Linked DNA regions of Mus musculus: regions 1 and 3 are each linked to region 2. Evidence: chromatin loops called from intact Hi-C (ENCODE). Cell type or tissue: heart. All regions are shown on one strand.

Region 1 (8,000 bases), 380 kb before region 2:
GTGCGTGGAATGCGAGAATGGAGTCCTTGTTCTGGACCCCACTTCTGGTCCCAAGTGGAAGGTGGCCTGCAATACATGCAATGTGGTGGCACACTGCTTTGAAAATGCCCACCGAGTACGGGTATCTGCTGACACCTGCAACACCTGCGAGGCTGCCTTGCTCGATGTAGACTTCAACAAGGCCAAGTCTCCCCTTCCTGGCAATGAGACACAGCACACAGGCTGCATCTTCTGTGACCCCGTCTTCCAGGAGCTGGTGGAGCTTAAGCATGCAGCCTCCTGCCACCCCATGCACCGAGGTGGGCCTGGAAGGAGGCAGGGTCGTGGGCGGGGCCGGGGCCGGAGACCTCCAGGAAAGCCCAACCCTAGGCGGCCAAAAGACAAGATGTCAGCTCTGGCTGCTTACTTTGTATGACAACCTATCTTTTCCCCACTCCAGACACATCGTGGTTATCTTTGAGCCACTGAAACCATTAAAATGCTTTTTATTTTGTATTCTCTGGAACAAAGAGCCTGGGACCTTTTACTGGTGAAACAGAGGGTTCCTATGTCTGTGGGAACCTGTGAGAATCAGCTTTATCCCTCCATCCTGTTTAAAGTACACCCTGTTCTGCCCACACCATGGCAGTGCCAACAAGAAAGCACTACATCTGGGACTAGGGGAGCAATATGTCTGTAGCTCACACTAAGTATGCACATGTGCAGTGGTGTGGCTGTGTGCAACACAGCAGGAAAGTGGACGTTAGCAACCCAGAGAAGTCTTGGCGAGCCAGGTGGAGCAGGCACCTTTCCCAGACCCTTGCTAAGCACCTGTAGCCTAGCTTCCTGATCCCTAACCCAGATTTGTATGTCTGCCACTCAGAAACTCCAAGCATGTCGAGCCTGCGTGTGACTCTGGTGACATTGTGGATTTATTTTAACACTTACTCTCATCATGTGTCTGTATTGCCTCAGACAGGTAGCTAAGTCCTCCACTGAAGCTGGTCAGAAGCCAAGTTTAGAAAATATTCTAGAAGGCAGGCTGATCTGTGGTGCAGCTGAATGTAGCTATGGACCACTTTTCTGACTATAACCCCTTCCTGTGTTCCCTTCTCCACCCACCCATTATGGCTTCCCTTTTTAAGTGCGATAGAAACTGCCTTTTGGCCATGTCTTACCATGTGGTACCAGGGGCCTAGCAAGACAGGTGCCTAAGATTGCTCTGTAAAATGTTTGCTTGAGAGGCGGCCAACAGCATTCCTCATAGGATTCCTCCATCTGCAGTAGATTCACAGTTACACAGGACAGGGAGACTCATCAGAAAGCCATAAGGCAACTAGTTGTTCATGTGGTTGTCTGGCCACATAGCCCCACCAAGACTTTTCACCTGAACCCTGACAACCATAAAAGACCATACAACCAAAGACGATACCTTGGGAAAGCTTCCCACAGGCAGTGGCCCAGGAAGCTGTATAGAAGTTGTTAGAATGTGGCACAGAAGTAATAAGCTACAGGACAGAACAGACACTTGGAATCTATCCTCTCCACTCCAGTCAGAATCTGGTACCTGAATAAGCTACATCTCAATTGAGTACCTAGCACAAGGCTGTGACTTTGCTATTCTGCCCATTTGGCCCAATTCCATCGTGAGCAGACTGCAGGAACACAAACAGCTCAGTTATGTGGTTAGTTTGGGCTTGGGGAAAGACTGCCCTACAGGCCTTAAACCCAGACTAGTTATTCCATCTTTAAAATTCTATACTGAGGTTTCAACCTACATGGGCCTCTTAATGTACCCTTTGTTTTTTCCTGCGGTTGCCCCCTTTATGTGGAACTCTAGCAGATACCCTTAGCTATCTAAGCTGTACTCTATAAACTCCTGACCCCGTCACCTTCCCCCTCAGACACATACACACACACCCATCAGTACAGCCTCATTATCATTGCTAACCTGTCAGCCAAGAACAATTAGGACTAGAGGTGAACTGTCTTAGCAGCTGTGTTCCTAGGCATCACCTTTTCTGCTCTGGAAGCTGATGAGATCAGAGCTGCAGGGCGACCTGTATTGTGGGAGGCATGCAAGATCTCACAGGCTAGCTCTCCAGTGGTTTGTCCCCCAGGCACTGCAGGTCCCGTTTCTCTTACCTTGAGATTGTGGTGCATACTAACATGAGGAAGTCTGTTTCGTCAAGTACAACATCCTCCCAGCACTGTAGAAGGCACCGTGGACCTCTTCTATACATTCTAGCCCTATGGGAAAAATTAATATCCAAGAGAGAGCCAAAATTCCATTAATCACCTTTCCTCACTGTGATAAAACACCTGAGCAAAATTTAAAGGAAGAAAGATGGATTTGGGCTCAGTTTGAGTCATCTCTGGTAGCTAAGAAGAGGAGAGAGGAAAGACTGGCAAAATAGACCTTTCCAGGGACTAGAGCTATACACTCTTGCAGGGCACACATACTCATGACCTTCCTCCATCCTAGTTTTCGTTGTCTCCTAATAATGTCATTATTATGAATGATGAATCCAATAGACTGATCTGCTGATGTTAGCGTCCTGATGATCCATTCACCTCCCAAAAGCTCAAGTTTTCAAGAGACTTCCAGATTTCAAATCATAACAGCTCCCTTTAAGCAGAAGTATTACCAAGTTGTACCCCCATTGTAAAGAGCCTGGAAATTCTAGAACAAAGGGTTTGAGGTCCTTTCCTGAGATTTTTAAAGCCTAAGTAATACAGCCAGTCTCTGAGTGATAGAGGCTAGTGTGGTAGGGAGTGTTTGCACTCACTCTCATAGTGCTCAGAACAGGTTTCTGGGAAAGGATTTTGGGAACTGGGAGAGGACACAGATGAGAGACCTGGAACTGAGCACTCTGAGACCTCCTGGCTCTACCCCACAGCTTGGCATGTCTTGATGAAGAGGTTTGAGCTAAGCTGGTTGGTATAGCTAATATTGGGAATTTAACAAGAGTAAAGGCTTTGGCATAGTAGACTACAAACAAGACAATCATGGTGACAGCAACCTCAGGAAAGGGTACATTACAGATATGTCCTTGGCCTAGAGCCTAACAGGGCCAGGTTCCTAGTGCCTGCTTTTGCTGTCTTCTCTGTATCACCCTCTACCTCATCAGGTTATAAATGACCTCAAACCTTAATCAGGTTGAATGAACCAGGACTCTACTTGCGTAGCAGACAGACATTCTCCCCACCATGCCAGTACACACACCCATCTATTGGTTCCCCAGGCTCATGGGTTCCCTGAAACCTAATCAGGTGACAAGTTCCTAAGACAATGGGGTCTGATGGCATGTGCTTGTCAGCACAGTTCTGAGACATAAACAAAACAAACAATTGGGTTTTTTTGTTTGTTTTGTTTTTGTTTTTCGAGACAGGGTTTCTCTGTGTATCCTTGGCTGTCCTGGAACTCACTTTGTAGACCAGACTGGCCTCGAACTCAGAAATCTGTCTGCCTCTGCCTCCCAAATGCTGGGATTAAAGGCTTGCGTCACCATGCCGGAACAATTGTTTTAAAAGCCAGGTGACAACCTGGAGCCAACCTTGTCTTTAAGACTGCCTTTGCTACCCAGTGCACTAAGAAAAGTGTCTCATTTCCTGCTTTATAGCCCCAGAGCTCAAGCTGCTCAACGAATTCTCAGTGGCCATGCAGTCCTGCTGAGCACAAAGGGCCTGGAACCCTTAACCACAAAGCCCCTGGGGCCTGTGGTTAAGTGGGCAGGACCACAATGAAACTTGAAGGGGTACTCTCCACACTGTACACAGGCAGTGTACACGTTCATTGGTATAAAATGAATATAATGTTATACATGAAAATATTTTCTAAAGTCTCTGATGGGTGGCCAGTCCTGAGCAGTATGAAGCCGCATCACTGCCCTGAGACTGATCACCACACACGTTGTGAAGCAATGACTGAGCATTGTGAAGCAAGGACTGCTTTCTGCCCAGTCAAGGCTGGAGAAGTGTAGCAACGCACTGGCTATTGGGGCTCTTGTCGTCCCTGAAACAAGAGAGCAGAGGGACCAGCAGGAGGCAGCAGAGGTGCGCCCGAGGCCCGACTGCGCTTGCGCAGAGCCTGCGGCGCCTAGGACGGGAAGTAGGCGGGGCTGCCCAGAGCAGCTCGTGGGGAGCACTGCGGCAGGCTGGCAGGTGAGGCCCGCGGGGTGCAAGGGATGAAGAGCGAGGGTGAGGGTGGAAGACTCGGACTAGGGTGGGGGTCATGTGGGGGCCTGAGATGCACGAAAGTGAAATGAGACTGAGGACGAAATGGAGAGGTGAGAAAGCACTAAGGCCAAGACCGGTTTCGGGTGCCTGAGCCCATGGGACTTTGGGGGATAGCTGTGAGCAAAAAATCTGAGCAAGCCGCCGCCGGGCCCTGGTGGCAAGGCGTCGGAAACTAAAGGCACGGAACTGGGAATCCATTGACACCCTCCCCCAGGGCTGTGTCTGAACCGAGGTCCAGGAGGAGGCTGAGAGCTGTGAGGCAAAACAGTACCAAGGAGTGACAATCCTGTTTTCAAGGATCATTCCCTCTTATCTTCCAAAACATGAGGGCTAGGCCCACGGCCCTACCCTCAGCCCTACTAGTGACGACCCGGACTGGGACCACATTTTCAACCTGAATGCCCAGCCCAGTGGCGTCCCTAAGTGTATTTAAAGCTAGTGTTTTACTTACCACCTGGTTTCAAGACGCAGGCTGAAGCCATTGGGCTAGATTGCAGTAGAGCCTCAGTCCTGAGAGCCTTGGGCTTCACCGTTACAGTTGTGTGGTCTCAGGCCAGCCCCCTAAGCTCTCCGTATAATGAGGAGAAAAGGGATTGTAAGGATTTCTGCAGACTAACATCTAGTGAGGCCCAGTGGAAGGCAGTGGTCTGCCCTACCAAGGCCGCCTATTTCTAGGCCCCTTGATTAACAGATGTGTTCACAATGTGCCCTGGGACAGCCCTGTGAACTGTTCCCACCTAAGGAACTGAACGAGAGCTGCCTCTACCTCATGGTCTCAGTGTTCATATTCCTCCCATCGTCAAATTTTACTTTTACTCAGCGGCAAACTGGGATGGAAGTGGCCAAGTCACTGGGCACCAGATTCCTCAACTGAGTCCTGCTTTGGTGACAACTAATATTTGTGACCTTAGAGTAACACTTTCCTCCTACCACCTGGTTTTTTTTTCAACTGCAGTATGACCTGATGGCATGTTTTCCCACACAGTTCTGAGACATAAACAAAACAATTGTTCTAATAACTGTTAACCTCCCACAACAGATTAATTTGCAGAATTCCTCTGTGATGTTGCCTGAAGCCAGTCTTTTCTGGAAGACTGTCTTTGCTACCCAGTGTACTAAGGGAGAGTTTTCATTTCCTGTGTGATCCCCCCAGACCTCAGGCTGCTTACCTCACTCTAGTGGCCATGCAGGCCTGCTGAGCACAAACAGCCAGGACACTGACCACATGGAGCTTAGGATCCCTTTCAAAAGAAAAATGGCAGCACAATAATATGGCTGCACAGAACAGCCCATGAAAGATAGTGGGGGGGGGGGGTGTAGACATGGCTGGGGTGGAGTCCATCTATGTTCAGCGTGCATATGTTCTGTAGGTTGAATTTCCAGCACCAATAGAAAGAAACATAGTCTTAAAGTGTGTTTTGGCATTTTTGTTTTGTTTTGAGACAGGGTCTCATGGAGCCCAGGCTGGCCTCCAACTCATAATATAGCTAAGATTGAACTTGAACTTGTAATCTATCTCCATTTGGCTCTATCTTCCAAGCACTGGAATTGTAGGTGTTCACCACCATGTCCAGTTTTATCGAGGAACCTAGGGCCTGTGCCTTCAAGGCAAGTATCACCAGTTGAGCTACCCGTCCAAACCCTACTCCACACCCTTTGGTTTTTGTTTGTTTGGGGGGAGGGTATTTTAGTTTTTGCTTGGTTTGGTTTTGATTTGGTTTTTTTTTTTTTGTTTTTGTTTTTGTTTTTTTTGAGACAAGGTTTTACTCAGTAGCCCAGACTAGCACCAAACTGATGTCAAGGCTCCGTCGGTTTCCCAAGTGGTTGGTAATGGTTTCCCAAGTGGTAGGATTATAGGCATGAACCACCATGCCAGACTAAAGTGATAGTTTTGTTGTTTTTTTTTTTTAAAGATTTATTTATTTATTATATGTAAGTACACTGTAGCTGTCTTCAGACACTCCAGAAGAGGGGGTCAGATCTTGTTACGGATGGTTGTGAGCCACCATGTGGTTGCTGGGATTTGAACTCTGGACCTTCGGAAGAGCAGTCGGGTGCTCTAACCCACTGAGCCATCTCACCAGCCCAAGTGATAGTTTTTAATGTATATTTTGCTATAATCTTTATAATAAGCATTTATAAATATAAATAAAATCTTTTCCATGTATGTAGTAAGATATTGGTTAAGATCTAGAAGGATTTATACCAGACTATTCCTAGCAGCCAGTTACAAATAGAGAAATAAGAGTTCTGGGGGGAGAGGGGGTTGGGGTAAAGCTCTCTTGATAGACTGCTTGCCTAGCATGCATGATCAATTCCAGCACCACATACACCAGAAGTGGTGCATACCTGTGATCCCAATACTGGCAGGGAGGAGACACAAAGACCCTAAGTTCAGAGTCTGAGGAGCAACTGCTAGCTCATACGTACAGAGAGGCACACATACCAGAACCGGGAGGACCCAGCCAAGTGTCAATCTGGCCAAACCAATCAAAGCAGTGCAGCCCTGCTTACTGACTTACACACACTCATGCACATGGCCCTCTCTTTCTGAGTCCTTTGCAACTGTGGATTCTGTTGAAATCAAACAGCTCCCCCAACCCAGCACTCTGCCCACCCCAGCTTCTCCCCAGACTCCGTTGTCCATCTGACTACTAGCCAGCCAGCTACCACCGTCCCATCCAGCAGTCCTAATGGGGCCATGCCCTTCACCAGTTCTTTCTGCCACCATCAGATCCTTTTTCTCCAGGTATGGGCTTCAGAGCAGGGTTGTTTTGTTCCCTTAGAGAGGCATGCATCAGATTTAGGGGCTTATTGGAAAAAAGGTAAATGGGAAAGAATATCACTCTTTTTCTTTGCCTCAGCTAGACCCCAAAGAAGGAAAACTATGACCTGGTTCTTCATTTGTGGCCCAAACCACACAATGTGAAATGAGTCTGAGTGGCCGCAGCAGACAGAATTTCTCTGAGTACACTGCCTTTCTAGTGCAAGTAGACAGTCCATCCAGGCCCTGTGAGCCAGCAGATGCAAGCAGAGCTTTGCCCAAGAGCGTGCTGTGCTGTGCTGTGCTGTGCTTGGCACCCAGGCCCACTCAGCATGCATGATGCAGATGGCCTTGGGGCCCATAACAGGTCCTAAGCCTGGAGCACAGGCACAGGGCAGTAAGAGCAGTATAGCCAGGTACATTAAAGGATTTTTAGTGCTGCAGAGCCAAGATGAGTCCAGCCTCCAAGGAAGACAGGTAGACTGTGGGGAAGGGATCCAGATCCAGGAAGTAGCCCAAGGGCAAAGGTTAGAAAGAGGCACCTGCTTTCTAAAACATCTGGCAGAGCTAGTACCAGATAGGGTGATGTTGTGGGCAGGGATTTGCTGGTTGGGGCTGCTGTGTACTCTGGGGCGAGCATGCTCTCCTCTCGCTGTGGTCTCAGTCATAACTTCACATTAGCCCGTTTAACACTGCTGAAGGTTTTGGTACCTCTAGGGCCTGTAGAATTGCATGGTACAAATAGCCGAATGCTCGTCAGTTGCCTGAGAACAACTTCACAGTAGTCACACTTCTGTTCCTGAATACCGAGGAGCTAGAGCAGTTGGTGGGCAGGGTATGATGTAACAGTTGGCCTGGTCCTCTCAGTAATTAATGCCACCTCTGACTCTTGCTCTGCAGCTCTGCCTGTGTACAAACTCTCTAGGGCTCACTCTCTTCTTTTCAATCTTACCTTTGGGTAGACTGCATCTCTGCCTGGTTCCCATTCTGCTCTTTCCTTCTTTGCTTTAATTACACT
Region 2 (8,000 bases):
GGCTCTAAACCAAAGCGTGCATGCTGCCGTCAAAGCCCCACGTGTTGAAGCAGGCAGCGAACCAAAGAAGTTTGAGTCGCCTAAAAGGAACAGAAATGACTCAAAGACAGCTGCACCTCAGAAAACCCACCCTGGCATGGGTGACAGCTCCTGAAAGCTGGGAACTGCAGTGTACCACACAGCCTGCAGGCAGCTCAACAGATGTAGAGTCTCTTCTAGGAAACTGAGTTAGTCTGAACCTCTTCCAGGTAGCTTGGCTGGTCTCTGTCTCAGCAGGATTTTACTCATGGAACCTTGAGGAAGGAAGGGTCTCATGAATCTGGTCAGCTTCAGGCACTTCCTGAGTCTTTTGTTGATTAGGTTTGGTTTGGTTTTCTCTGTGTAGCCCTGGCTATCTGGGAACTTACTCTGTAGAACTTTCTTAGAGTTCCACCTGCCCCTGTCTCCCAAGCTCTGGGATAAAAGGTGTGTGCCACCACCTCCCTACAGCCCTTGACTTCTTGAGTCTTTTTCTTTTTTTTCTTTTTTTTTTTTTTTGGTTTTTCGAGACAGGGTTTCTCTGTATAGCCCTGGCTGTCCTGGAACTCACTTTGTAAACCAGGCTGGGCTTGAACTCAGAAATCCGCCTGCCTCTGTCTCCCAAGACTTCCTGAGTCTTAACAGCTTCACTTTAGAACATTGAGTCTTGAGGAACTTCTCTGAGGGAACGGTTTCAACAATGGCTTTTAAGGTAGAGTCAAATGTCATTCTTTACAATGGTCACAGGTAGGATTTGAAGCTATTATCGTCAAAGGCTGGCCCAAAGAGCCTGAGATGGGAGATCACAGGGTGTTTTCAGAGGGGCACCTGACAAGGCTATTGCTGATGAGACAAGAAGCAGAGTTAACGGAGATGCTCATGTGTGTGTGTGTGTGTGTGCGTGTGCGTGCGTGTGTATGTTCTTGCACGTGCATACATTTTTGAGTGTGTGTATGCCCACTCAAGGTCACACATAAGCCTAGTTCATTACTACGTTAGCAATCAGTATCTATAAATGAAGGGCTTATTTATTTGTGTGTAGACCCTCCACAGCAAGTGTTGACAGCAGTTGAGAGATCTCAGGAAGGGAGGGGCTCCTTTCCTTTCCCATATCCTAAGTTGGTTTCTCTACCTTGCCCCATTGGCTACCTTTTGGTGTGAAACAGTGTTTTCTTCTGCCAGTTTTTATCTGGGGATGGTGGTCTAAAGCTTTGGACACGAAGATAAGATTGCCAGTTTGGAGGCTAACCTGGTCTACAGTAGCCAAGGTTACTTAGCAAGAACCTTATTTTTGTTTTATTTTATAAGCAACACATTTGACCATTAAAAAAAAAAAAAAGGCCAGCCCCAGAGGTGAAGCCTGTGGTGTGAGCACAGGCAGTGGAGGTGGGGGAGTCCTAAGTCATCCTTGGTACACAGTTGAGTTTCAGGCTAGTATGAGTAACATGAGACCCTGTCTCCAAGGTAATAAAAGAAAACAAAATCAAACAAAAGAAAAAAGAATCCTAGATTAGCAAAACTCAGTAAGTAAGCTGCAGGTGTGCTGGGTGGCTTATGAAGTGAGCGGTCAAAGGCCGAAGGGGAGGAAGGGACGCTGGCTGAGGGAGAGTTGCTTTGGGAAGAGCCTGTGAACAGAAAAGGCACGGAGAGGGAAGCCCAGGGGTGCGTGGCTCAGAGGGAGACACTTGTCTGGGAGGCTCACCTCCAGCCCAGCCCAGAAAATACAAAAATCAAGTATTCACACCTTCTCCCAAATTACTGGGGCCAGAAGGGCTTCAGAGGCCTGGAGCTTTGAACTTCTTGTGTGGACGAGATGAGGCAGCACTGGAGTCTGGGAATCCGAGTTATGTTGACAGCACTGGGGAATCCCAGCTTAGCCAGAGCTATCAAAACCCACAGCCCTTCCTGTAAATCAATAATTGATGTCTTGGTGCGTGATACTGGGAATTGAACCTTGTGTGTGCAGGGATTCCATTGACCAATATCCCAGCCCATTCATAGCAAAAAGCACTCATTGTTTTTGTTTTTGTTTTTTTGGAGGGGCTGTTTGAGACAAAGTCTCACCCTGTAGCAAAGGCTGGCTATGAATTTGCAGCAGGATTCCTGCCCCAGGCTATCTAATGAAGCTGTAATGGTTTATTACAGCATCCAGAAAGTATGTCCTCTAAATTATGGAATAAATTAGCTTCTTAAAATCTTTAGAGAGATTATATCACCACAGAGTGTGAAAAGGTCCAGTGTGCAGTTAGGAGCACTTGTTGCTCTTCCAGAGCACTGACTTTAGTTCCCATCACCCACATAGGTGGCTCACAACTGCTGGAATTCCAGCTTCAAGGGATCTGATGGACTGCTGAGGCATTTGCACAGATGTGGTATACACACACACACACACACACACACACACACACACACACACACACAGAGAGAGAGAGAGAGAGAAATAAATTGAAGAAAATGATTAAGCAGGTTCCTAGGGAAGTAAGGGGTTGTGTCAAGACCAGCCTGGCTGCAGAATGAGACCCCTTGAGCTAACAGAACCCCTAGATCACAAAACTACATCCCTCCTTTTCTTACTCATACCACACAAGCCCAATCAAAGGTTCTCTAGAGCTGAAACCATGGAGAAAAGAGACCATCAGGCCACCCTAGCACCCAGGTCCTCCCAGGTCCTTCAGCACCACTCAGCACGGCACTATGCTAGGGAAAATCCAGCCACTGAGACCACGACAAAGTTTCATAGCACATGGGGGAGAAAAACATTAAAAATTTTAATTTTAAATGTTTTTCTCAAGCCGGGCACGGTGGCGCATGCCTTTAATCCCAGCACTTGGGAGGCAGAGGCAGGCAGATTTCTGAGTTCAAGGCCAGCCTGGTCTACAAAAGTGAGTTCCAGGACAGCCAGGGCTACACAGAGAAACCCTGTCTCGAAAAAACAACAGCAACAAAAAAATGTTTTTCTCAAAAGTTTAGCACTCCCTGCTTGGTCACTCAGAATCTAAGGTGAGGCACACCTGGTTTAGCCTGTAGTTACAGTAGTTACAGCTACTGTGGCTCTTAAGATTTATTTATTTTTATTTATTATTATTATTATTTTTTTTTTGAGACAGGATTTCTCTGTATAGCCCTGGCTGTCCTGGAACTCACTCTGTAGACCAGGCTGGCCTCGAACTCAGAAATGCGCCTGCCTCTGCCTCCCGAGTGCTGGGATTAAAGGCGTGTGCCACCACCGCCTGGCTAATTTATTTATTTTTAAAGACTTATTTATTTTTATTTATATGAGTACATTGTCACTGTCTTGAGGGCATCAGATCCCATTACAAATGGTTGTGAGCCACTATGTGATTTCTGGGAATTGAACTTATGACCTCTAGAAGAGCAGTCAATACTCTTAACCGCTGAGCCATGTCTTCAGTCCTTCTTTAAAAAAAAAAAAAAAAAAAAAGATTACACACACACATACACACACACTCACACACTATAGCTGTCTTCAGACACACCGGAAGAGGGTATCAGATCCCATTATAGATGGTTGTGGATCACCATGTGGTTGCTGGAAATTGAACTCAGAACCTCTGGAAGAGCAGTCAGTGCTCTTAACCATTGAGCCATCTCTCAAACCCTCTCATTTTTTCTTTCTTTTTTTCTTTGGTTTTTGTTTGTTTGTTTGTTTTTTCGAGACAGGGTTTCTCTGTGTAGCCCTGGCTGTCCTGGAACTCAGGCTGTAGACTAGGCTGGCCTTGAACTCAGAAATCCGCCTGCCTCTGCCTCCCAAGTGCTGGGATTAAAGGCGTGGGCCACCACACCCGGCCCTCATTTTCTTTTGAGTCAGGGTCTTGTTTAGACCTCTAGGCTGACCTTGAACTCTAGGTGATCTTGCCTCAGCCTCTAGTATTTTGGGATTACAAGGTACGGACCATCAAGTCTGGTCCTTCCTTAGAACTTTAGTAACTTTTTACCAATCAGATCTGGACTGTGATATTTTTGTTTTTTGTTTTGTTTTTCTTTTTTTTGAGACAGGTCCGCATGTAGCCTTGGCTAATTTCAAACTCCGTATGTAGCAAAGGATGACCTTGAACTCCTGATCTTCGTGCCCTCACACCTCCAAGAGATAGAATTACAGATGTGGGCAACCAAGCCCGGCTTTGTATACCTGAATTGGTCGGGCGTGATCCGTCTCGGTTGGGTTCGGGCGCCCTCTGCTGCCTATTGTGACGCGGGCCACCAAGTTACCCAGGCGGTGGAGGTCGGGGCGGAGCTCTGGAGCCATGACTGAGCCGCAGGAGCAGCTGCTGCAGCTGCAGAAGGACAACCGAGATGGCCGCCTGCGGAAGCAGGAGCTAGAAGAGCTGGTGCGTGGGCTGGAAGCCGAGAGCGAGAGCCTCACCGGGCGCCTGGAGGAGCTGCGGGAGCGCGAGCGCAGGTGCGAGGGCACCGAGGCCCCGGCAGGCTTGTTGGCAGTCTCGCTCCAGGCAGTGGGACCCTAGTCTGGAACTCTCAGGCTGGTGGCGGCTCCTTCCCAAAATATCTTGCTCCCTGGTTTTATCCCAGACCAATTCTCCGCCCCCTCTCCCCCTCCCCCGTGTAGCCTGCAGCGGAGACGAAGTCAAGCATCACGAGCCATTCGAGGCGAGGCATGTGAGGCGGCACGGGAGCGTGCGGAGCGGGCTCGTGGGCTGCTGGAGGCGGCGGAGCAGCACCGGCAGGACCTGGTGCGGGCAAGAGCAAGAGGCGGCTCCCGGGGTGGCTAGGCTGGAGGAGGGGCCTAGACAGCCTGGACCCTGTTCGCAGGAGCAACACAATCGGAAGCTGCAGGAACAGTGGGAGGAACTGTCCAGTCAGGTACGTGCAGTGTCTCAGATCATGCCCTAGTCCCCAAGATCCTTGAGCCAGGCACTCACGAGTTCGGTCCCCAGCTTTTCTACTATGGAGGGGAGCAGCTAAGTCAACAGCGAGCGGAGCAGCAACTAGGGAACCAGCTTGTGGCGCTGCAGGTACTTGGGCGGGGCTGTGGGCGGAGTATGGCTGTGGGCAGGGTTATGTGCATTTGTGGGCAGAGTATCAGCCTTCAAGGCCGGGGACCGAGCCTCGAGGCCCAGTGGTGTGCGAGGACTTCAGGTTCTTGACATCACTTGAATCCTCCCGAAGAAACATCTGGAGCTGGCGGAGGCCAAATTCAGCATGCAGGCAGAGGACCTGCGGCAGGTGCGAATGGCGCTGGACTCTGGGGGGGGGGGGGAAGGCGTGTGGGGAGGGCCTGTCATTGCGATGCTCATACCAAGCCCCTGGCTTCTAGGGTGCGCAGCGGACAGAAGAGGCCTGGGCCAGCTTCCAGGAGCAGAGTGGAGTCCTGCAGGTGTGACCCCTCGTTTCTGACAGCGGTTCTCTTTCGAATGCCCTGCGGCCTCGACTCTTTCTTCCTTACTCTCTGACTCGCGATGTAGCGCATCCTCTGCCCTGAATCCCTATTGCCATCCTTCAGGAGCTGCAGGGGAAAGTGATGGAGGCAGCAGCTGCGCTGGAGGCTACGCGCGGTGGCTCGGAACCGTAAGAATTGGGACTTGGAGGGCGTCGGAAGGTGCTAGGCCCAGCCTGGTGGCTCATCTCCGCGCCTGTCCTGCAGGTGGAACTCAGAGCCTCGTCCGGTGCAGGACTGCGCGGGCTCACTCATGGAGGAGGTGGCCAGGGCTGACTGCGTGAGCGTGGGCTGGGAAGCGCGGGCTGAAGCTGGTACCTGCCCACTAGATTTGGCTAGAGCCTAGCGGCTGCCCAGGCAAAAAACTGGATACAGCCCTTTCTCTGCAGGAAAAGCGACTGTTCGGTGGTACAGGCGCGGGAAGCCTCAGGTGAGTGGCTAGTGGGGGTTGGGCGGTCCGGGTTCCGGGTCCCAGAGCCACCACCCACCTGTCCGTTGGTGGTTCTGCAGGCTGTGGGCGCTGAGCGCACTGCAGACGTTGCTGCTGCTCCCGCTGGGTTTCCTGGTGCTGCCGCTGATTTACGTGGTGCTGGCGAAGCCTGACGCCGTTGGCCCGGGGCTCCAGAGTCTCGGCTCTGACGCGGTCTTCCGCCGGCTGCGCTACACGCTGTCGCCTTTACTTGAGCTGCGTGCGCGCGGATTGCTGCCTGCCTAGAGTGCATCATGTCGGCTTTGGCCGCTTGTACCTCTGTCTCCTTTGTGTTTTCTGGGTGCCTGCTTATATGAAAAGGGTGGGGGTGAAGTTCGTCTGTTCCGATATCACCTGAGTGCAGGGGTGCCTGTCTGTGGCGGGGCTGCTTGTGTCCAGGCCGCAGCCTGACCCCTCTAGGGGGCTCTTCTGAACCTGAGCTTTGGGTAGGATGGGTGTGGGTGCTGGCCTGTCGGGTCCCCTCCGTAGTGGGTGGATTATTTTCCCTGGATGCGGATGCACAGTTACTCCAGATCTACTTCAACGTTGGGGTTCCCTCTTGGGCAGGTTCGAGTTCGCCATACCTCCCTCACAGCATCTGAACACACCGGGTAGTGTATGCTTGCCACCGTGGGCTTTGTGGGGAACATGCAGTAGATAAGGATTGCCCTGCTGAGTGGAAATTAATCTGGGTTGAATTTCCAATAAACTCTAGACTACTTGTTTATTTATAGGTGTGTGGGGTTTCATCCCAGCTTTGAACTCACTATACAGCTGAGTGACCTTGACCTACCTCCCTGCTCCTGAGTGGATTATAGGCATGAGCCACCAGGGATGGTTTATTCTGTTCTGGGGATTGAACTCAGCTCAGCACTTGTGAATGCTAAGCTATAACCACAGCATTTAAACAATTACAGCTTTTTCTGTTAAGTTCATTGGAGACTCCCTTAACGGCCTAACAGAGTGGTCTGTAAAGTACCTTGGAATGGTCTGTTTAACTTGGAGAAAGCACCTGATGTGGTTTAGGTTCTGTAGCGTGCAGCGACCTATCAGTTGTATGCACTGGTGTCTCTCACTGCCTTGCAAACATAAGGTCCTGTGTCTGACCCTAAGAACCTATGTAAAAAGGCTGGATGTGGTGGTAATGTCAGTGACCCCTTGTTGGAGAGGTAGAGACAAGTGTGAATTAGTGAGCTCCAGCTAATGGGAACTGTCTCAGGAAACTGGGTGGTCAATTTCCAATATTCACACACAGTGTTTGACAACATCCCGGAATTCCTGCTCAGGGATTCTTACTGCCCTCTTGTTCCCTAACTGAGCACCAGGTATAGTCATTGTCTTACTTAGGGTTTCATTGCTGTGAAGAGACGCCATGACCATGACGATGCTTATAAAGGAAAACATTTAATTGGCACTGGCTTACAGTTTCAGAGGTTTAGCCCATTATCATCATGGTGGGAGGCATGGCAGTGTCCAGACAGACATGGTGCTGGAGAAGGAGCTGAGAGTCCTACATCTTGATTCACAGGCAGCAGAAGGAGACTGTGTGCCATAGTGTTCAGGTTGAGCATTTGAGACCTCAGAGCCCACCCCTAGAGTGACACACTTGTGACAAGGCCACACCTACTCCCACAGGCTACACCTTCTAATAGAGCCACTCCCTATGGCCAAGCATTCAAACAAATGTGTCTATGGGTGCCAGACCACCAAAGTTATAGTGCACAAACTACATGCAGACACTCATATAATCTTACAAAAAGCCAAAGCCAGCTGGTCAGTAGTGGCTCGAACCTTTAATCCCAGCACTCATCAGGCAGAGGCAGGCAGATTTCTGTGAATTTGAGGCCAGCCTGGTCTACAGAGTGAGTTCCAGGACAGCCAGGGCTACACAGAGAAACCTTGTCTAGAAAAAGCAAAAAGCAAACAAAACTAGACAGAGTGGTGCCAGGGTCCTTGGGGTGACTGCTCTAGCCTTTCACCTCACCCCCACCCTGCTGCCAGTCCCATCTGACTGATATTTGGGGGGCTTTGGGGGATGGGCCTTGTGCACAGCAGGCAAGTGCCTTAACCACTGAACTGCAGGCTCTGCTCCAATTTAAA
Region 3 (8,000 bases), 120 kb before region 2:
TTCTGGAGTGTCTGAAGACAGCTAGAGTGTACTTACAGATAATAAATAAATGAATTTTTAAATGTCTTTATTTATATGATGAGTACACTGTATCTGTCTTCAGACACACCAGAAGAGGACATCCGATCCCATTATAGATGGTTTTGAGCACCATGCGGTTGCTGGGAATTGAACTCAGGGCCTCTGGAAGAGCAGTCAGTGTTTTTTAATCGCTGAGCCATCTCTCCACCCCCATTCTTTTTTCTTTCTTTCTCTTTCTTTCTTTCTTTCTTTCTTTCTTTCTTTCTTTCTTTCTTTCTTTCTTTCTCTTTCTTTCTTTTTTTTTTTTTTCAAGACAGGGTTTCTCTGTATAGCCCTGGCTATCCTGGAACTCACTCTGTAGACCAGGCTGGCCTAGAACTCAGAAATCCGCCTGCCTCTCTGCCTCCCAAGTGCTGGGATCAAAGGCGTGCGCCACCATGCCCGGCCCTTCTCTTTCTTAAGGGAGGGGGACAAGATTCATTAGGGTGCTCTGGGGAGGCACATGATAACCATAATTTTGATTTAAAAAGAGGTTATCTGGGGGGAGGGGCAGCAAGATGGGCTCAGTTGGGTAAAAATCCTTGAGTTTGATCCCTGGGATTCTGGTGGAAGGTAAGAATCAACTTCTAAAAGTTGTCCTCATCTGGGTGCCACAAACCCACACAGACTTTATATACATGCTATAGAAGTCGTTTTAGTTGTCTTGGGAAAAAAGTAATCTGTTATATGTAAGCCATTTCAGGGGACAGATGGAAAAAGGAGTGTTACATTTCCCCAGGAAAGTAGTCTTCTGCTGACATGATAAACTAGGATTCTAGCGATGTCTGATGACGTATGGATGCTCTGTGGGCAGTAGGGAGTAGAAGGGAAGAGCACACCTCACACTGTTTCTGAGGATGGAAAACATGATCCTCCTTTTGGTAGTGGGGACTGAGTCTATAGTTTCACACACGCATGCTAGGCAAGACAGCTGGGCTGTCTTTGATACTCATATTGCCAATGATGACACTGAACTTCAGGTCTTTCTGCCTCCACTTCTCAAATGCTGGGATTGCAAGTGTGCACTGCCCGTCAGTCCCAGGTAACATGGTTTTAGGATTAAGCCCAAGGCTTCCTATCAACTAAACTACACCTCCAGCCCTTACATGTCCCAGGCCCCCACTAGACTTAGAAGTGGGAGTTGTAGAGCGGGGCTTTGAACTTGACATGACTTACATCCATCCTGCAGCTGGGGGCTGGGAGGAAAGGAAGCTCTCTCTCATTTGGCCTGGTAATGGCCTGGTAAGACTTTGTGGCTTTCAGAAGGAATGGCTCCTCCTCTCTTGCCTTCATTCCCTTGATAGGCTCCAGTCTATTATAACCTTCCTGGACCTTGGCCTGGGCAGGTTCAACTCTGCAATGTCTGTGACCAAGTTTTCTATTCACTTCCTCATGTTTCTAGAGACAGCTCTTGGAGTGTGACTACAGCGGAGTGCTCAGAAGGCTTTGCCGAGTTCTGTTCTGCTGGGATACTGCCCAGCTTACAAACGGAAAATCAGTGTGATCTAGGCCACACTGGAGGAAAAGGAAGGTCCCCTGAAAGCTTCCTTCCCTGCACCTTGGGCATAGCACTGGGTATGTGGTCTGTACTCTGTTTTCCCAGGATTGCTGTCTGAAGAACTGAACTGTGTAGTCATCCAGGAAACGCCATTCACCAGGCATAGCCTGGGCTGGGCACCCTGTTGCAGTCAATCTCTTCCTCAGCCTTATTCTCTGTAGTAGTACTGAGAGTAAAGGGGTAGTACTGTTTGCTCACACTGGACATGAGCAGGGCAGGAAAAGCCAAACTTGACTTCTCCCTCAACTAGACTGCACAGCATGTTGTGTGGGGACACATCTCGTAGGGCTAGAGAAAACGACACACCAAATAAAAGTTGAGTGCCTTACAAGCTGCTTACTCAGCAGTGGGGGAACCATGGGTCTTTGGCCACAGGAGCCTTGGGAGTAAAAGGTAAGGATAAAGGGGATATGGGACTTATGAACTATGCACTCCCTTGAGAAACATGCTGGGGAGGGAGAGTGAATGAAGGAGTATGATTGGAAGTTCAAACCCAGCAGTGCCCCAGGAATGTTTGGAGGCAAAGGTAACATGACATTCTAGGATGTATTCCTACAAGATCGGCAGATACAACTAAGAAGGTACCCTCAATTCCATCTGGTGCCCACATGTCACAGGCCTGTGCCCAACTGAGGTTAATGCATGCTGTAGTGCCTTAGCAGTAGCTCTCTGGGAACCTCAGAGAGTCTCCAGATAATGACTAGGATTCAAGGAAAAGGCCTAAGATATATAATCTTGCGTTCTGAGACCTTGATCAATCCTCTCTTCTTGACTTGTTCTTCTCAACTTTGCTAAATTAAGTTCATACTTTCTTGGAGCTACAAGGATGGAAGTAACAAGGGGCCAGTCTCCTTGATAGCCATGGGGTCTCTTGAGATTTTCCCAGTGTTGACTCCCCTATCTACTTCTACCTGGCAGACAGAACCACCTGTACACCTCTTTTAGAGGCTGAGAAGTGGAGGAAAGATTAGAGGCCCAGTCACTACTCTCTAGTCTCCAAATAGCCGCTCCCCACCCCCCAGCAATGGCCATCCCCAAAGAAACCCATACACCCAATCTAATGTCTGAGAACATTTTTATTAAGGACAGAATGGGGTCACAGCATCTTAGAAAGCCTATTCTCTGCCATTGTGGGAAGAGCAGGACGAGACCCGGGCACTTCAAGGAACCAGGGGGATGTGGATTCCTGAGCCAGCTTGGGTCAGGCGTGGGTGGCTGCTCCACAGGTCTCCCTGCCACCTTGCTCAAAGCCTGCTCAGGGCAGGGCTGGACAGGACAAGGCATGCAAGCCCAGAGGGACACCACTGACTCCAAGGCAGGGCAGGCCATGGTTGTCAACAATGGGGCTGAGAGTCCCTGAGAGGGGCTGCTGGCATAAGAGTACCCTCCCATAGTGAGCAGAGAGCAGTGACGGGTAACAGGCAGGTAGAGCTAAGCAATGAGACAGCTGGACTATCTCTAGATTCAGAAAAGCAACATGAACAAAATGGTGGTTTGCTTCGACAATTCTGACAGAGTTTGGCATTTTATTACAAATCTGAATATGAGTGAAATAAAATCCATTGTCACTTTTCTGCCAATGAAGAGACAGATGTAGAAACACAGGCCCAGGGCTCTGACCATCCTGGGCATATGGAAGTCTCCAGAAACCTGCCCCATGCATAACTTGAACTAAAGCATAGTTCATTTATGCATCACAGGAGCCAAACACTTGGAAAACTAAATAGTGTTACACTGCCTGAGAGGACATGTCTTACTTCTTTTATAGGCAAAACCCAGAGCTGTCTCCCAAGTCTGTAAGCCTAGGTAGCCCGGAAGTTATAGAACTAAGGTTAAAGCAGAAAGCAAGGTTTCTTGAGGCAATCTTCTCCACAGGATTAGACCCCTAGTAGCAGAAGTGAGTTGGTGAACATGGGCAGTCAGGCCATCAGCTTCCTCAGGGTGTCACTACTGCGTCAAGGACAGTCCGTCCCACTTCCCTTGAAAAGACATTTAACATTCAAATCTTGACAGAGTTCATTTGATGATAAATTCTAAGCTCAAATTTTATTTCTACAAAAAAAAGGCAATCAAAACAATATAAAACACACTGAAAGGATATTGAGTGAGCTTCAAGTGGAGCCGGACTGGAAAGGTTTGGAGTCCAGAGGGAGGGAAAAGCCACCCTGTTCCTGGGCTGTCCCAGCAGCTGCTCTGAGAGAGGCAGAGCCATCGTGGCTGACCCCGCTGAGGGTAAGCCGTGAGGAGGGTGGCAGTGGTGGCCTGCTGTGCTCAGGAGTGGGAGCTCTCCTTGGCACATCCTATCAGAGCTTGGTGGTAGAGAAGCTTGAAATTTCAAAAGAATATTCTGGCCTTTTTTTTTTTTTTTGGTCTGTGATGACCAGGTCTACCACAGCTTCAGGAAGGGCTGCTGACTGTGAGAAGTCCATCACACAAGCGCACTGTATTCTCTGCTGGCAGACCCTCCCTCCAAGGTCACCACAAACCTGCTATAACAGGTTCCCTGCAGAGACCCAGCCAGCACAGTCTGACTACAGATAGGGACCATGGGGGTCTGTCTGTCGGGTCTATTATTATTGTGGAAACCCTTTGCTAAAATTTTACGTAAAGACGGCTTCTCTTTGTTTGCATGGATGTTCCTTTGGGACAGGGCATTGATACTGTTTTATAATTTTTTAAAGACATCACTAAGCTGGAATGGGGTGCGTGAGCTACTCATTACCCACAGGCAGTGTTGGCACAGGAAACGTTGTCAGTGCTGCGGCCACCTCTGTGGGGAGCTGGGGCCTTGGTCTGTGGAAGTGGGAATCGAAAAGTGGGGAGAGGGGAAGGGGGAAGAAACCACAACAACCTTTTTCTTTAAACCTTCTGGGCTAACTGCAACTTTGAGTAAATTTGGGCAAGAAAAGAAATGCCATTCTTTTGAAGTAGACTAAAGCAGTGATTTTTAAAACAAAGCAAGCAGAACTAGAACATCTGAATTTTTTAATCCTTCTTTACAGGTTACCTAGACCACTTTTGATTAAGAAAACTGTAGAAAGTTAGTAACTGCCACAAGCGGACGCCAGTTGGTGGCACGTGTCAATTTCCACAGAGTCCTGCTTTGCGGGGTGTCTGAATGCACTGCTCGGGGTCTCTGCTCAAACTTGCTGGAATCACTCATGGCAGATTTTAGTCCACAGGTCGCTTTTCCCCATATTTCTTTGTAAACTCTTCAGCATTCTTACAGAATTTTTTACGGTCCTTAGAGTATTCTTCAGCTAGGTCAGCCCGGAGTGGGTGCTCAGGCTGGGGGTCATTCACCAGTGCTATGAGGGACTGGATTACTGCGAAGAGAAAGATAAGGCATTGGGGTTAAAATGGACTCAAATAGCACAGGCAAGATGCTACTAATCTCAGGAGAGAGAGAAACTGAAACTTCTCCCTACACTGACTCAAACCCAGCTCGCTCCCTTTTTCTGATTTGTAGTTAGAAATCACAATTTCTTGAATTCCTGACCCTTCTGAGTTTTGGGTTACAGCCCAATGCCACTATATTTGTTTCTATGAAGTCAGGGTGACTCCATACACAGCACATTCTGGCTGGCTCTGTACCAAGTGAACTATGTCTCATGCCCACAAATGTGTTTTAAAGACAAAGTGGCCTTCTGTGTATTCAAAATTCTGACCACCAGAACTCAACTTCTGTAATCAGGAGAGACAGATTACAGCTTAGTTAGCGGCTGACAGATCCCAGCCTCACCTTGGTGGGACACACATTTTACTGGTGAACTGTCATGTGCTGTTTTGTCTCACTGAGAAGCTGGCTTTGGAAGAGAGGCTGCCTGTCCCTCCAATTTCAGAACCAAGCATGATGACATCAGGTACCCTCCAAGGTCCCTTATCTGAGGACGAACACTATGCTCCCAATGCAGTGACAGCAAGTAGAGAACAACAAGAAAGCCTAAGAGAAAACACAGCTGTGCCTTGAAGACAGAAGGTGAGTCATTCCCAACAATAAGTTTCTACTTTATCTCACCATACAGAAATGCCTGCAGTGGGAAAGAGGTGGAAAGCTGGAAGCTCAGTCATCGAAAGAAAGCCTAACCGGGAACTGCAGCTGATATGTTAGTTTCTGTTGTGCTGAAGTTCTTTCTATGTGCAATTTGTTTGTATATGGAATTCTCACCTGAAGAGACTGCTCTGCCTGGGCTTCCCTCGGTAGACTCCAACTGGCCACCTTTAAAGGAGCCCTACCTCACTCATGTGGGTGCCACACTACCTAGAGCCCTCATTCCTCATCTTCTGAAAGAGTCTCACTATGTAGCATGGCTGGCCTGGAACTTACTAAGTAAGCCTGGCTACTCTTGAAATCACAGAGTTCCCCTGCCTCTGCCCCCGAGGTCTGGGACTAAAGGTGTGTGCCAGCACACCCAGCACTATTTACTCTTTTACTCTGGCTTGCTATATACTTAATACATTCACTCATTCAAAATGAAAACAAGGGTAGCACAGACCATCTTCTAGACAGTATCTGGACCTCCTGGCTCCAGTCAGTCTCATTCTCCAGTGCTCTGCAGAGAGTAGGCCTAGTCACTTTTATACTTGTCTATACATAGGGCCACCTCTCTAGGCAGTTAGTGGTGGCAGGTTCCTACTCTTGTATGATACACTCTACTCAGGACACTTCTAATCATTGGGTGGGGGTGGGGGAAGGGAAGCATATTATGAAGCTGCATCTGTCTGTTAACAATGACCCCAGCTCAGAGGAACTATAGGGACAGGACTTATCACAGAAGTGCTGTACTGATTGAGAAGTTACAAGGTACACAGATTCCCAAATTCATAAGCTCTAAGTAGATGTGCTAGCATCACCACTGAAATTACATCACTTAAAAACATAAGACAAAGCCGGGCGTGGTGGCGCATGCCTTTAATCCCAGCACTCCGGAGGCAGAAGCAGGTGGATTTCTGAGTTCGAGGCCAGCTTGGTCTACAGAGTGAGTTCCAGGACAGCCAGGGATATACAGAGAAACCCTGTCTCGGAAAAAAAAAAGAGAGAGAGAGACAAGGGTCCATAGTTCAAGGCCAACTTGGGCTACATATCCACAATCCATGAGCTGTGTACAGAATCACATTATCATGTTGTTTTTATGAGAGTAATTATTTCATATAGCATCCTATTTATCAGGTGTATATATCTTCTACCATATATTCATACTTCATCCCCCCCCCCCCCATCCCCCAGACAGGGTTTCTCTGTATCGCCTGGCTGTCCTGGAACTCACTTTGTAGACCAGGCTGGCCTCAAACTCAAAAATCCGCCTGCCTCTGCCTCCCGAGTGCTGGGATTAAAGGCATGCGCCACCACGCCGGCTCATACTTTTTTTATGGCTTAACAGTATGTCACTGTATGGAAAGACCACTGTTGTCTTTGGTCACACTGATGTAAGTTAAGGCCATGGTCGTCTGGGAAGAGGGACCACTTTCTGCTGGCCTGTAGGCAAGTCTACAGAGCATTCCCTTGACTAATACTTGATGCGGGAGGGCTCAGCTCATTGTAGGCAGTGCCACCCGGACAGATAGATGGTGCTACTGGGGTGTATAAGACAAACAGCAAACTGAGCAAGCCACAAGGAGCAAGACAATAAAATAAACACCACCATTTTGCTGTCTCTACTTCAGTTCTTTTTATTTTTTGAGATGGTTTCTTTGTGTAGTCCTGGCTGTCCTCAAACCCAGAGATCCACCTGCTTCTGCCTCTAGGGTGCTAGGATTAAAGATGTGCGCCCCCACACCTGACTTGCCTTTCATGATGTAAGCTGAAATTAACTCTCCTCCCCGTGCTGCTTTTGGTCATAGTGGCTCTGTTACAGAAACAGAAAGGACACTAGGTACCACATTATGTACATCCATTGATTTGAGTTGCTTCTCTCTCATGCCTAGTATGAGAAGAACTGCAATGAACATGAATGCTAGTGTTTTAGGCCAGCCAGAGGGATCCCTGCTAGATAAAAGCTCTCGCCTCCAAGCTTCACAACCTAAGCTTGATCCCTGGTATTCACATGGGAGAAGGAAAGAACTGAGTAGTCCCTCAAACTGTCCTCTGACCTTCAATGCTTGCTTGCTTGCTTGCTCTCTCTCTCTCTCTCTCTCTCTCTCTCTCTCTCTCTCTCTCTCTCACACACACACACACACACACACAAAAGAATGTAATTTTTAAAATGTTTGTGTGAATCCATGCTTTCATTTTTGGGGCGCACATTCAACTAAAAGTTGACCTGCTGGATCACAGGAGCATTTTTTCACATTGCTTACTCCACTCCATTATGCCTAGGTTATTGCATGCACATTCATGTGTATGTGTGCATGGGTGTGTGTGTCTTCATGTTAGAATGCACAG

Evidence for each region. A loop is a pair of places that touch in the nucleus more often than their neighbours do. Peaks named below come from ENCODE experiments on the same cell type or tissue, not always from the same donor. Only the 100,000 strongest peaks of a DNase experiment are listed, where the experiment ranks them.
Region 1: it touches region 2 in a loop (2.8-fold over the local background); 5 of 42 quality-filtered maps call a loop at or near these places.
Region 3: a loop joins it to region 2, with 2.5 times the contacts of the local background. A loop is called at or near these places in 7 of 42 quality-filtered maps.

The regions. Positions count from the first base shown.
Region 1 is chr16:16,892,482-16,900,481 of GRCm38, forward strand. Top3b (topoisomerase (DNA) III beta) reads left to right here. Exons shown (of 18, transcript NM_011624.3): 18 at 1-505. The coding sequence ends at 415. It overlaps Ppm1f (protein phosphatase 1F (PP2C domain containing)), which reads left to right and starts at 3,988. Exons shown (of 8, transcript NM_176833.4): 1 at 3,988-4,143. In heart, a CTCF peak has its summit at 4,021 (motif pointing right); DNase peaks (open chromatin) are centred at 110 and 4,140; H3K4me3 peaks cover 1,353 bases; H3K27ac peaks cover 1,714 bases.
Region 2 is chr16:17,272,031-17,280,030 of GRCm38, forward strand. Tmem191c (transmembrane protein 191C) reads left to right here and starts at 4,270. Exons shown (of 10, transcript NM_177473.3): 1 at 4,270-4,438; 2 at 4,604-4,727; 3 at 4,807-4,857; 4 at 4,932-5,009; 5 at 5,164-5,220; 6 at 5,312-5,371; 7 at 5,498-5,562; 8 at 5,639-5,711; 9 at 5,821-5,861; 10 at 5,942-6,631. The coding sequence starts at 4,284. The coding sequence ends at 6,146. In heart, a CTCF peak has its summit at 4,225 (motif pointing left); DNase peaks (open chromatin) are centred at 4,261 and 4,851; H3K4me3 peaks cover 2,485 bases; H3K27ac peaks cover 827 bases; H3K27me3 peaks cover 2,858 bases.
Region 3 is chr16:17,149,339-17,157,338 of GRCm38, forward strand. It overlaps Ube2l3 (ubiquitin-conjugating enzyme E2L 3), which reads right to left. Exons shown (of 4, transcript NM_009456.2): 4 at 2,677-4,944. The coding sequence ends at 4,790. Among named protein-coding and RNA genes, the nearest start is that of Ydjc, 6.4 kb to the left of the region's middle. In heart, no CTCF peak of the experiment used is centred here; no DNase peak of the experiment used is centred here.